Linked DNA regions of Homo sapiens: region 1 is linked to region 2. Evidence: chromatin contacts called from ENCODE Hi-C or POLR2A ChIA-PET data. All regions are on one chromosome and are shown on one strand. The core of a region is the stretch at or near the end of the contact, and the rest is flanking DNA. Distances in the headings are between cores, read along the strand shown. Region 1 holds the start of SFN (stratifin). Region 2 holds the start of TRNP1 (TMF1 regulated nuclear protein 1).

What was found. Hi-C counts contacts between places; a loop is a spot of excess contacts on that map. ChIA-PET counts read pairs that join two places held with the same protein, here RNA polymerase II (POLR2A). Pooled maps may share reads with other maps.
Region 1: a loop to region 2 is called in a pooled map, with 5 times the contacts of the local background. The contact joins the promoter of SFN here to the promoter of TRNP1 in region 2. A Hi-C loop is called at or near these places in 1 of 168 maps with a recorded cell type or tissue (mammary epithelial cell) and 7 of 50 pooled maps. POLR2A ChIA-PET finds 5 or more read pairs at or near these places in 13 of 52 experiments (A549, A673, B cell and 9 more).

Annotation. Positions count from the first base shown.
Region 1 is chr1:26,860,455-26,866,962 of GRCh38, forward strand. It overlaps SFN (stratifin), which reads left to right and starts at 2,695. Exons shown (of 1, transcript NM_006142.5): 1 at 2,695-4,002. The coding sequence starts at 2,759. The coding sequence ends at 3,505. RefSeq lists a silencer at 2,361-2,510 and enhancers at 2,380-3,259, 4,404-4,533, 4,744-5,053.
Region 2 is chr1:26,988,884-26,995,482 of GRCh38, forward strand. TRNP1 (TMF1 regulated nuclear protein 1) reads left to right here and starts at 4,809. Exons shown (of 2, transcript NM_001013642.3): 1 at 4,809-5,729. The coding sequence starts at 4,904. The coding sequence ends at 5,587. RefSeq lists enhancers at 1,795-2,089, 3,667-4,168, 4,169-4,668, 4,422-4,581, 4,806-5,306 and silencers at 4,722-5,051, 5,082-5,141.

The sequences.
Region 1 (6,508 bases), core at 1,445-3,944, 130 kb before region 2:
AGGCAGTCTGATTCCAAAGATACTAGTCTATTCTGTATCTCATAGACAAACAATACATATTCACTTTTTTGTTGTTGTTTTGTTTTGAGACGGAGTCTTGCTCTGTCACCCAGGCTGGAGTGCAGTGGCGCCATCTCGGCTCACTGCAAGCTCCGCCTCCCGGGTTCAAGCGATTCTCCTGCCTCAGCCTCCCGAGTAGCTGGGACTACAGGCATGTGCCACCATGCCCGGCTAATTTTTTGTATTTTTAGTAGAGACAGGGTTTTCCTGGGTTAGCCAGAATGGTCTCGATCTCCTGACCTTGTGATCCACCCACCTCAGCCTCCCAAAGTGCTGAGATGACAGGCGTGAGCCACCGCGTCCGACCTATATTCACTATTTATAAATTGGAGAGAATAAGAAAATCAAAAGGGCCAGGTGTAGTGACTCACACCTGTAATCCCAGCACTTTGGGAAGCCAAGGCAGGAGGATTGCTTGAACCCAGAAGTTCGAGACCAGCCTGGGCAACATGGTGAGACCCTGTCTCTACAAAAAAATACAAAAATTAGCTGGGCGTTGTGGTGAGCACCTTATTCTTAGGAAGCTGAGGCAGGAGGATCACCTGAGGCCAAGGAGGTTGAGACTGCAGTGAGCTGTGATCATACCACTGTACTTCAGCCTGGACATCAGAGTAAGACCCTATCTCTAAAAAGGAAATTGAGAAGAAAGAAAATCAAAGGGAAGCAAAATCACTCACTCTCACTACCTCAAGATACCCTCTAGAAGTTGGTATTTTAGTGTGGTTCCTATTGTTTTCTGTGTCAGTTCTCTGATTTGAGCAAAATCTTTGGGACGTCAAACTTAAAATCCCCTTTACTTCCTTGGAAACCCTGTAGCATTAGCCCAGACATGTCCCTACTCCTCCTTGTGGCAAAGAGAAGGATCTCGTCTTTGGTCCCCAGAGTTCTGGCCTAAGCCTCCCTCCAGGAGGGAAGATGAGTGTTCAGACACTCAGAGTAGCTGGGGGAGACACAGGCCTGTGAAATTATCCTGGCTCAACTATTAGGTCGGCAGAATCCCAGTGAAGGGAGCCCTACCTCTGAGCCCCATCTAAGCTTTGGCTATGGGTGGGGCAGATAAGCAGGAATCCATCCCTATAGGCTCAATGCCAACACCCTTAGGTGAAACTCTTGATGAAACTTGAGGCCAGGGCTCCGGCAAGCAGGGAAAGAACGTTGGCAACAGAGGTCTCCATCTCTGAGGACTCTGCCAGGGGTCAGAGATGGGGCAATGGTCAAAAGGAAGGAACAGGCCAGGCACAGTGGCTCATGCCCATAATCCCAGCACTTTGGGAGGCTGAGGCAGGAGGATCGCTTGAGCCCAGGAGTTTGAGACCTGCCTGGGCAATGTAGTGAGATCTGCTCTCTATTTAAAAAAAAAAAAAAGGAAAGAACAAGTAAACTTCTGAGAAACAGGCTGGGGGAGGCATCACGTAGCTGGAATTGCTGCCCCATAAAACAGAATGGTATGTGTCACTGCCACCTCCCTTTCTCAGTCCTCTCTCTCCCCAGGTTGCTAGCGTCCCCCCTGGGGGATCAAACTGGACTGCTTCCCAGCCTCAGACAGAGAGCAGTCTGAGTCAGGCAGGAAAGTGGGACAGCCGGGGAGCTGGACCCCACCCTCTGTGAGCCCCGCTGGTACCTGATGGCATGTGGCTTGGAGAGGGCAGGTGACCTGGCGTGGAGGGCCAGAGGGTAAATCCTCAAACAAGTGGCAACAGGCCACCAACTTGAAAGGGAAAATTGTGTAGTGATGGGAAATGTGTCCAACAAACCTACTGGGTGACTAATTACAAAGGCTGGGCTGGAGCTTCAGAGGCTGCTTGTTAAACACTTCATTAAGCGGCACTCTGAAAGCTGCCACCTGCGCATTCTGGGAGCTCAGAGGGGACCCTGAGGGGGAATGAGGCCTGGAGGATGGAACCATCTTCAGGTAGACTGAGAAGGAGCCTGGATCTCACTTCCAAACACAGTCTGGAGCTCATAGGTCAGAGGCCTCAATGGGAGAAAAGCTAAAGGAAGAGGGTGCAGAAAGGAGTTTCAGGGAATTGGTGGCTATGTGACTTTGAGCAAATCTCACCCCTCTCTGAGACTTAGTGTTCCCATCTCTATGGTCCTGTGTGTGTCACAGAGACATGGTGGGGATTAAATTCGATCGTGAATATGAAAGTGCTTGGGAAACTCCATGGCCCTACCTAAACATGAGTTATCCTCACCTGAACCAAGGGGGGAAGTTACCTGGCAGGATTAGGAACCCCATCCTCCTGAACCTTTATGGGCTCTGTCGAGGCTGAAGCAGCCAGGGGCTAAAGCCGTCCTTAGCCCCTGGAAGGGCACTGTGAAAGTGGATCTGATTTGAGAAGCCGTTTCCTGATGTGGGCAGCCATGTGATGCCAGCCCCGAACAAGAGGGGGCAGCCTGGAGCCTGGAAAGGTGCCAGTGCAGGTGGGGCCCACGCCCAGATTTCTCCTGCTGACTGTTCTGATGATTCACCCCCACATCCCAGCCTTTTTACCTTTACTGCAGAGCCGGAAAGGGTGTGGGGAAGAGAGGAGAGGGAGGCAGGTCTTGGGCCCTGGTCCCGCCCCCTGCTCCTCCCCACCCTTCTCTGGGCCTGGCCACCCAGCCAAAAGGCAGGCCAAGAGCAGGAGAGACACAGAGTCCGGCATTGGTCCCAGGCAGCAGTTAGCCCGCCGCCCGCCTGTGTGTCCCCAGAGCCATGGAGAGAGCCAGTCTGATCCAGAAGGCCAAGCTGGCAGAGCAGGCCGAACGCTATGAGGACATGGCAGCCTTCATGAAAGGCGCCGTGGAGAAGGGCGAGGAGCTCTCCTGCGAAGAGCGAAACCTGCTCTCAGTAGCCTATAAGAACGTGGTGGGCGGCCAGAGGGCTGCCTGGAGGGTGCTGTCCAGTATTGAGCAGAAAAGCAACGAGGAGGGCTCGGAGGAGAAGGGGCCCGAGGTGCGTGAGTACCGGGAGAAGGTGGAGACTGAGCTCCAGGGCGTGTGCGACACCGTGCTGGGCCTGCTGGACAGCCACCTCATCAAGGAGGCCGGGGACGCCGAGAGCCGGGTCTTCTACCTGAAGATGAAGGGTGACTACTACCGCTACCTGGCCGAGGTGGCCACCGGTGACGACAAGAAGCGCATCATTGACTCAGCCCGGTCAGCCTACCAGGAGGCCATGGACATCAGCAAGAAGGAGATGCCGCCCACCAACCCCATCCGCCTGGGCCTGGCCCTGAACTTTTCCGTCTTCCACTACGAGATCGCCAACAGCCCCGAGGAGGCCATCTCTCTGGCCAAGACCACTTTCGACGAGGCCATGGCTGATCTGCACACCCTCAGCGAGGACTCCTACAAAGACAGCACCCTCATCATGCAGCTGCTGCGAGACAACCTGACACTGTGGACGGCCGACAACGCCGGGGAAGAGGGGGGCGAGGCTCCCCAGGAGCCCCAGAGCTGAGTGTTGCCCGCCACCGCCCCGCCCTGCCCCCTCCAGTCCCCCACCCTGCCGAGAGGACTAGTATGGGGTGGGAGGCCCCACCCTTCTCCCCTAGGCGCTGTTCTTGCTCCAAAGGGCTCCGTGGAGAGGGACTGGCAGAGCTGAGGCCACCTGGGGCTGGGGATCCCACTCTTCTTGCAGCTGTTGAGCGCACCTAACCACTGGTCATGCCCCCACCCCTGCTCTCCGCACCCGCTTCCTCCCGACCCCAGGACCAGGCTACTTCTCCCCTCCTCTTGCCTCCCTCCTGCCCCTGCTGCCTCTGATCGTAGGAATTGAGGAGTGTCCCGCCTTGTGGCTGAGAACTGGACAGTGGCAGGGGCTGGAGATGGGTGTGTGTGTGTGTGTGTGTGTGTGTGTGTGTGTGCGCGCGCGCCAGTGCAAGACCGAGATTGAGGGAAAGCATGTCTGCTGGGTGTGACCATGTTTCCTCTCAATAAAGTTCCCCTGTGACACTCCTCCTGTCTCTCTTCCAGTTCTTGGCGATGGGCTGGGAGTGGGACTGGAATCTGACTTAGAGACCCTGACTTTGGACCTCTGAGTTAGGGCCCTGAACTCCCTAGGTGGCTCAGTGGCCCGCACGCAAGACTTTGAGTCCAGGTGAGGCCGGGGTCCGGCTCTCTCCATCACGGCGGCCCCAGTCAAACTGGACGGGACCGGGAGGGTCGGGTGAACCCACAGGAGGCGCCGTGGCTCCTCTGCCGGGCTGAGGGGAGGTGAGTGGGAGCCACGGCGCGGGAGGCTGACGAGCTCTGGTGGAGCGGGGCAGGAAATAGTGAAGTCTCCGGCGTGAGATCTAAGGACAGCGCCGCAGTAGTGAGCGGCACTGAGCACCCGATTTGCAGGCGGGTCACAGTTTCATCAAGGGCTCAGATCTCAGCGGAGGGGAGTACGATCTGAGGAAGGGGTATAGCGCCGCCAAAAAAGCCTAGATCTTAGGAGAGGGTCACGTCCCACAGAGTTCGGAGATGGAGACAAAAGGAAACGGGCTGAAGGGGAGGAAGGACGAGCTGGGTGGGAAGGGCCGCTGGGAGCTGTGCCTACCGAGCCCGCTGCCTGAGCTCTCTGCAGCCAGCAACACGCCGGAACCTGCAGCCGCCTTGCTCCGTCCCGCCTTCGCAGCCCTGGACTGGAGGCGGGGCCCGAGGCCAATACCGCCCAATCACAGGAGGGAGCTGCCCCAGGGTACCGCCCCGGGGGCCTGACTGGCCAATGGGAAAGTGAGCGGCGGAACGCGCGCGGCGAGTTTCCCGCCGCCCGCCAGGCCTGGCGGACACCACGACTCGCTGACTGACTGAGAGGCGCCCCCGCCGCCCGCTGAGCGCCGAGGGGCGGAGCTTTCCCGGTTTCACTCAGACAAGTTGCCGCCCGTCCGGCCCGAGAGCTGGGAACCCTCTAGAGCAGCGGGACGAGCCAGGATCGCAAAATGCAGTGCTTGCCCGTTGAGTCATCAGCTCACCCGGCTGGGCCTGGGCCGGGCCGGCCGCGGGGGTTGGCTGGAAAAAGGCCGCCAAGATGCCCCCACCACACTCCGAAATCCAAGCAGCCCTGGACCTGTCGCCGAGAGGCTTGGATTGTGTCCCTGGCTGGCTGTGCGACCTTGGAAAAGCCGTTATACCTCCCTGGGCCTCAGTTTCCCTCTTGTATCATAAGGGGCTTGGACTAAAGGCTAACACAAGAGTGAAAATGGCGGTTTTGGCCGGGCGCGGTGGCTCACGCCTGTAATCCCAGCACTCTGGGAGGCCGAGGCGGGCGTATCACGAGGTCAGGAGATCGAGGCCATCCTGGCTATCACAATGAAACCCCGTCTCTACTAAAAATACAAAAAATTAGCCGGGAGTGATGGCGGGCACCTGTAGTACCAGCTACTCGGGAGGCTGAGGTAGGAGAATGGCATGAGCCCAGGAGGCGGAGCTTGCAGTGAGCCGAGATCACGCCACTGCACTCCAGCCTGGGCGACAGAGCGAGACTCGGTCCCCCCACCCAAGAAAAAGAGAAAATTTGCGATTTTGGACTCAGACAGCCTGGGTTTGACTCCCAGCCTGCCTTGGCCAAGGCTCTTAATCTTGCTTACCTTTGTGTCCTCATTTATAAACAGGGGAACTGAAAAACAGTACCTTCCTTTTATAGTTGCTGTAAAGTAACCCATAGGACAGACTCAACAAATGTTAGCTTTTTTTTTTTTTTTAAGACAGATTCTCGCTCTGTCGCCCAGGCTGGAGTTCAGTGGCACGATCTCGGCTCACTGCAACCTCCACCTCCCGGGTTCAAGCAATTCTCCTGCCTGAGCCTCCCAAGTAGCTGCGATTACAGGTGCATGCCACCAGCCTGGCTAGTTTTCTTATATTTTTAGTAGAGACGGGGTTTCACCATATTAACCAGGCTGGTCTCAATCTCCTGACCTCAGGTGATCCGCCTGCCTCGGCCTCCCAAAGTGCTGGGATTACAGGAGTGAGCCACTGCGCCAGGACTTTTTTTTTTTTTTTTTTTTTTTTGAGACAGGGTCTGGCTCTGTCACCCAGGTGCGACAGTGGCGTGATCTCAGCTCACAGCAAACTCGAGCTTCTGGTCTCAAGCGATCCTCCCACTTCAGCCTCCTAGTAGCTGGGACTACAGGGGCCTGCCACCACACCCAGCTAATTTTTTATTTTTTTTATTTTTATTTTTATTTTTATTTTTATTTTTTTTTGAGACGGAGTTTCGCTCTGTCGCCCAGGCTGGAGTGCAGTGGCGCGATCTCGACTCACTGCAAGCTCCGCCTCCCGGGTTCACGCCATTCTCCTGCCTCAGCCTCCCGTGTAGCTGGGACTACAGGCGCGCGCCACCATGCCCGGCTAATTTTTGTATTTTTAGTAGAGACGGGGTTTCACCGTGTTAGCCAGGATGGTCTCGATCTCCTGACCTCGTGATCCGCCCGTCTCGGCCTCCCAAAGTGCTGGGATTACAGGCGTGAGCCACCGCGCC
Region 2 (6,599 bases), core at 3,559-6,058:
GGCACAGTGGCTGACGCCTGTAATCCCAGCACTTTGGGAGGCAGAGGCGGGCGGATCGCTGGAGGTTGGGAGTTCGAGACCAGCCTGATCAACCTGGAGAAACCCTGTCTGTACTAAAAATACAAAATTAGCCAGGCGTGGTGGCTCATGCCTGTAATCCCAGCTATGCGGGAGGCTGAGGCAGGAGAATCGCTTGAATCTGGGAGGCGGACGTTGTAATGAGCTGAGATTGCACCACTGCCCTCCAGCCTGGGCAACAAGAGCAAGACTCCGTCTCAGAAAAAATAAATAAATAAATAAATAAATAAATAAAATAAAAAAGAATAAATGAATGAATGGAGAAGGGAACTCTCCATTCTCAGCAAGCTCTACCCTTGTGTTTTCTTTTCTTTCTTTCTTTCTTTTTTTTGAGACGGAGTCTCTCTCTGTTGCCCAGACTGGAGTGCAGTGGCGCAATCTCAGCTCATTGCAACCTCTCCCTCCTGGGTGCAAGCAATTCTCTGTCTCAGCCTCCCCAGTAGCTGGGATTACAGGTACCCGCCACCATGCCCGGGTAACTTTTTTGTATTTTTAGTAGAGATGTTTCACCATCTTGGCCAGGCTGATCTTGAACTCCTGACCTCGTGATCCACCCGCCTCTGCCTCCCAAAGTGCTGGGAATACAGAAGTGAGCCACCGCACCCGGCCTACCCTTGTGTTATTTTTATTTTTCTTCCTTCCTTCCTTCCTTCTTTCCTACCTTCTCTCTCTCTCTCTCTCTTTCCTTCCTTCCTTCCTTCCTTCCTTCCTTCCTTCCTTCCTTCTTTCTTTCTTTCTTCTTTTAATGGAGTCTTGCTCTGTTGCCCAAACTGGAGTGCAGTGGTGTGATCTTGGTTCACTGCAATCTCCGCCTCCTGGGTTCAAGTGATTCTGCTTCAGCCTCCCGAGTAGCTGGAATTATGGGCATGCACCACTACACCCGGTTAATTTTTCTTTTCTTTTCTTTTCTTTTCTCTTCTCTTCTCCTCTTCTCTCCTCTCTCTCTCTCTCTCTCTCTCTCTCTCTGTCTCCCCCCACCCCCGTCTCTCTCTCTCTCTCTCTTTCTTTTTTTTTTTGATATGGTGTCTTGCTCCTGTTGCCGAGGCTGGAGTGCAGTAGCGCAATCTCAGCTCACTGCAACCTCTGCCTCCCAGGTTCAAGCAATTCTCCTGCCTCAGCCTCCTGAGTAGCTGGGATTACAGATGTGCACCACCACGCCTGGCTAATTTTTGTATTTGTATTTGTATTTATTTATTTATTTATTGAGATGGAGTCTCGCTCTGTCGCCAGGCTGGAGTGCAGTGCCATGATCTCAGCTCACTACAACCTCCGCCTCCCGGGTTCAAGCGATTCTCCTGCCTCAGCCTCCTGAGAAGTCAGGACTACAGGCTTGCCCCACCACGCCCAGCTAATTTTTTGTATTTTTAGTAGAGGTGGGGTTTCATCATGTTGGCCAGGATGGTCTTGATCTCTTGGCCTCATCATCCACCCACCTCGGCCTCCCAAAGTGCTAGGATTACAGGTGTGAGCCACCGTCCCTGGCCATATTTTTGTATTTTTAGTAGAGATGGGGTTTCACCACATTGGCCAGGCTGGTCTTGAACTCCTGATCTCAGGTGATCCATCTGCCTCAGCCTCCCAAAGTGCTGGGATTACAGGCGTGAGCCACTGTGCACGGCCTAAATTTTTCAATTCAGACAAATGTTTATTGAGTGCTTTATGGGGCCAGGCACTCTGCTTGACTTCAGGGGATTCTAGTGATAAGCAAAACCAGTCAAGGGGGAGAGACTATTAATAATTAAACAATAAACAAATACATACATATGACTCATAGGAAATACCACAGAGGATAGCAACAGGGAGCATTGTCAGAGAACAGGGAGGTAAGGAGTGACCACGGAGTGGGTCATATCTGTGTTTGAATTCTTGCTTGGCCATTTACCTGCTGTGTGAACTTGGGCAAGCCTCTTCACTTCTCTGGACTTTGGTTTCTCATCAGGAAGAGACGGCTATCAATCTCCCTTTCTTAGGGATGATATCACGAGACAGAGAACATTCATTCCTTCAATAAATATATACTGTGCATCTTCTCCCACTCAGATAAATTACTTGCCCAAGGTCACCCAGATGGGCAGTGTGTGTTGGTTTTCAACCCGGGTCTGACTGGTTCTCTGGATCTGGCCAGTGGTTGGGGGTGGAGATAAGTCCTAGTCTTCTTCCCCTGAATCAGTCCTTGAGGAGTTGGGAGCAGTGATCTGCCTCATGAAGGCAAAACACCTGTCCATCTCCCCACCACCATGGCAATGAGGGGCTTCTGCCCTGAGAAAGACCTATGATTGCATGACACAAAAGAGACTGTTCAAAGGGACACCATCATTCAGCAGGGCAAGCCTCCTTGCTGGGGGCAACCTGGTAGCTCCTGAGCCTCCCTCATCTTCACTGAGCCCCTCCAACTCTCTGAGTTCCCATGCCCCTCACTGAACCTCCCTTCCCCCATGGCGAGCCTCCGCCAGCACCTTTGCACACACTCAGCCCCTTCCCCCTACTGAGCCCCAGCACAGTCACTGAACAGCTCTTCTTCCCCTCTGACTGAGTCATCCTCCCAAGCCCTCCCCTTCCCCTCACTGAGTCTCCACCACCCCTGGTCACTGGGCACCCTGCTTCTGACCTCCTCCCTCCCCCAACCCCTCCACCCTTCCTCTTCACTGAGCCTGGCGCCTCTCACCCACCCGCCTTCCTCTCCCAGCCGCTTCTGAGCTGCCTCTTTGGAGCCCAACTGTCTCGCCCACGAGTCCCCATCACTCAGTCTCACTCACTCTAAGACACCTGAAAGCAGTTAGAGAACATGTGTTCATGGGGGGAGGATGAGGCTCTATCATCATCCTGCACATCATGCAAGCACGCCATCTGCCTCCTCTTCAGGCTTCAGCAGTCACACTGGCCATACCTTCCGCAGGTCCTCCTGAGCCCAGGGTCTGCTGCAGTCCTTCCCAATCGGGTTCAGAGCTGGTTTCTGGACCCCTGGCCCTTGCCCCCACCCACCACAGAGACCTCCCATCTCTGATGCCACCTTCAAGTAGATGGAAACTGAGGCAGGCCCATGGTGTCTGAGCCAGTGTTTGGTATGGCAGGGTCATTTCTGTTGGGGGAAAAGTGGGCAGGGTTCCATTCTATCATTTTGTCAGGGCCAGATGAGAAGTGTCAGATAAAGTCCCACATAAAGAACGTCCCTCCACCAAGAGGACTAGACCCAGGTATCTGAGCCCCCAGAGGGCATGAATGGCTGAGCTCGTGCATTTCTGTCCAGATTCAAAAATCTGGATTCAGCCACCAGTCGTCAATAAGACATTGGGCAAAGCACTACTGCCCTTCAGGGTCTCAGTTTCCCCTTCTTTATTTTTTATTTTTATTTATTTTTTGAGACTGAGTCTTGCTCTGTCGCCCAGGCTGGAGTACAGTGGCACAATCTCTGCTCACTGCAACCTCTGCCTCCCGAATTCAAGCGATTCTCCTCCCTCAGCCTGCTGAGTAGCTGGAACTACAGAGGTGCGCCACCACACCTGGCTAATTTTTTTGTATTTTCAGTAGAGACAGGGGTTTCACCATGTTGGCCAGGCTGGTCTAGAACTCCTGACCTTAGGTGATCCACCCACCTCGGGCTCGCAAAGTGGTGGCGGAGCCACCGCGCCCCGCCAGTCAGTTCCCCGCCCCCGCACACCCCCCTTCCCCCTTCCCGCCCCCGGCTTTTTTTTTTTTTTTTTTTTGAGACGGAGTCTTGCTCTGTCGCCCAGGCTGGAGTTCAATGGCGCGATCTTGGCTCACTGTAGCCTCCGCCTCCCAGGTTCAAGCGATTCTCCTGCCTCAGCCTACCGAGTAGTTGGGATTACAGGCGCCTACCACGACGACCGGCTAATTTTTTTCTATTTTTAGTAAAGATGGGGTTTCGCCATGTTGCTCAGGCTGGTCTTGAACTCCTGGCCTCAGGTGATCCGACCGCCTTGACCTCCCAAAGTGCTGGGATTACAGGCGTGAGCCACCGCGCCCGGCCAGTTTCCCCCTCTTTAAAATGTGTAGGAACACCGGCTGGGAGGAGTAAACACGAGCCGGGGCAGGGAAAGAACTTTGCACACCGTGGGGTCCGGGGCTCCTCTGTGATGCCACCAAGGTTTGCAGGCTCAGCGGCAGCGCTGAGGTATTTGTTCTGCGAATAAAGCGCTCTACCTATCGTGGAATCAGTCCAGCTAGATCCCCGTCCCACCAGGACGGCAGTCGCCCCTCTGCGTTAACCCTTCCACTGCCCTAGTGAGGTGGGAAAGGGGGTCCTTGAGAGCCCTATGGCCCAGGAGAGACCGGGCAGAACTGATTCGGCCAAGGGCAGCATGAGGTGTGGGAGGAGCACGGCACAAGGAGTCAAGCCTCCTGCGTTCTAGCCCAGGCTCTCTTCGCACAGAGGCCTTAGGCAAGACCCTCCCCCGGATGGAGACCGGATTCCGTGAATTTCTAAACACCAGCTACCAGAGCTTATGACTCTGAGGGGCCAAACCAGGGAAGATGAGGCTCCCTTTGCACCCAAAATTTGGGGAGAGGCGAAAGGGGACCGGATGCCCTAGCGGAGCAGAATCCGGCGAAGGGCAGGACCTGAAGGGTTTGGGGAATGCCCTGAATGTGCAGAGCGCGGGGGGGGGGGGGGGGGGCGGGGCGGATTCAGGGCGTGCCTGTCTCTGATTGGCTGTGCCGCCCGTCGCTCCGCCCCGTGTTCTATAAGATGCGCGGACGGCGGGCGCGCCTCTGGGGTGGGGGCTGTGGCCGTGTCTAGCTGTTCGGGTGTGCTGTGGTCATCCTCCCTGCGCACCTACAGCCGCAGACCGCCGGTGGGGGGCGGGGGATGCCGGGCTGCCGCATCAGCGCCTGCGGCCCGGGGGCCCAGGAGGGGACGGCAGAGCAGAGGTCGCCGCCGCCGCCCTGGGATCCCATGCCGTCCTCTCAGCCCCCGCCCCCAACTCCGACCTTGACTCCTACCCCGACCCCGGGTCAGTCCCCGCCGCTGCCGGACGCAGCTGGGGCTTCAGCAGGCGCGGCCGAGGACCAGGAGCTGCAGCGCTGGCGCCAGGGCGCTAGCGGGATCGCGGGGCTCGCCGGCCCCGGAGGGGGCTCTGGCGCGGCTGCGGGGGCGGGGGGCCGCGCGCTGGAGCTGGCCGAAGCACGGCGGCGGCTGCTGGAGGTGGAGGGCCGCCGGCGCCTGGTGTCGGAGCTGGAGAGCCGCGTGCTGCAGCTGCACCGCGTTTTCTTGGCGGCCGAGCTGCGCCTGGCGCACCGCGCGGAGAGCCTGAGCCGCCTGAGCGGCGGCGTGGCGCAGGCCGAGCTCTACCTGGCGGCTCACGGGTCGCGCCTCAAGAAGGGCCCGCGCCGCGGCCGCCGCGGCCGACCCCCCGCGCTGCTGGCCTCGGCGCTGGGCCTGGGCGGCTGCGTGCCCTGGGGTGCCGGGCGACTGCGGCGCGGCCACGGCCCCGAGCCCGACTCGCCCTTCCGCCGCAGCCCGCCCCGCGGCCCCGCCTCCCCGCAGCGCTGACCTCCACGCCCGGACCCCTGGCCACCCCGACAAGCTTCGCCGAGGTGCCGACCGACCGACTGATCGCGGACGCCGGCTGGAAGGACTACGGATCCGCAGGAAGAGGCAGTTGGGGGCCAGGGGCCCAGTAGAGGAGGCTGAGGTGCGGTCTTAGCGGCTGGTGCGTTCGAGGGTCGGTCATGGCGTGTGGGGGGCTGGTCCAGGGCCCGGGAACTCCCTTCCCTGGAGCTTCTGGCGTCTGCTGGGTCCCTAGTAAAGCTGCCACTTTCTGTTGCCGCCTCTCCCGACCATCTGGAGAGTGAGAGGTGGTAGCATCAAGTCTCCATTATAAGAGTTGGACTCTTGAGGGGGCTCAGATCCCAGGAACGGGTTGGCGGCAAACTTTTACCACTTGGAACCTGCCGCACGGATGCAGCACCCCCCATCCTCACCCCCACTTGCGTGGCCTTTCCCGGGCCCCTCGGAGCTGTGAGCAGTCTTGCCCTTGAGGATGCTGCTTCCTGGCGCCGCCCAGCTCCGTGCCTTCGGGAGGACAGAATAATGAGGCCCCAGGATGGGGTGGAGGCTGGCACAGGGCTGTACCACTGAATTCCCCCTCTAGGCCTGTTTCACCTTTGGGGAGACGGAATCCCAGAGAGGTTTAGGATTTGTTCTCTTCATACTTAGGCCCTTCTTCTTCTAGGAGACAGCTTTTCTTATGCCGTCATGCAGGTTCGCAAAAATTACAGCCTGACTCACATAACCAGGACAGGATGTCTGGCACCTGCTCACCCAGGGATCCTTACATAGCAGAACCTAGAGGCTTAACTCCCAACCTGTTACTAAGATGGCTCGGCCAGGTTGGAACCAGGTGATACCCTTTAACAGGCCCCAAGGGGGCAGGTGTGGTATCAGCTTCCAGAAAGGGGGGCCTTAAAGAGCCAGATCTGAGGTGAGATCTGCTTCTCTTCCTGTCCAGATGCCCTTCAGTCTCCCATTCCTCTGTCCCCACTGTGAATGACCTGGCTACCAC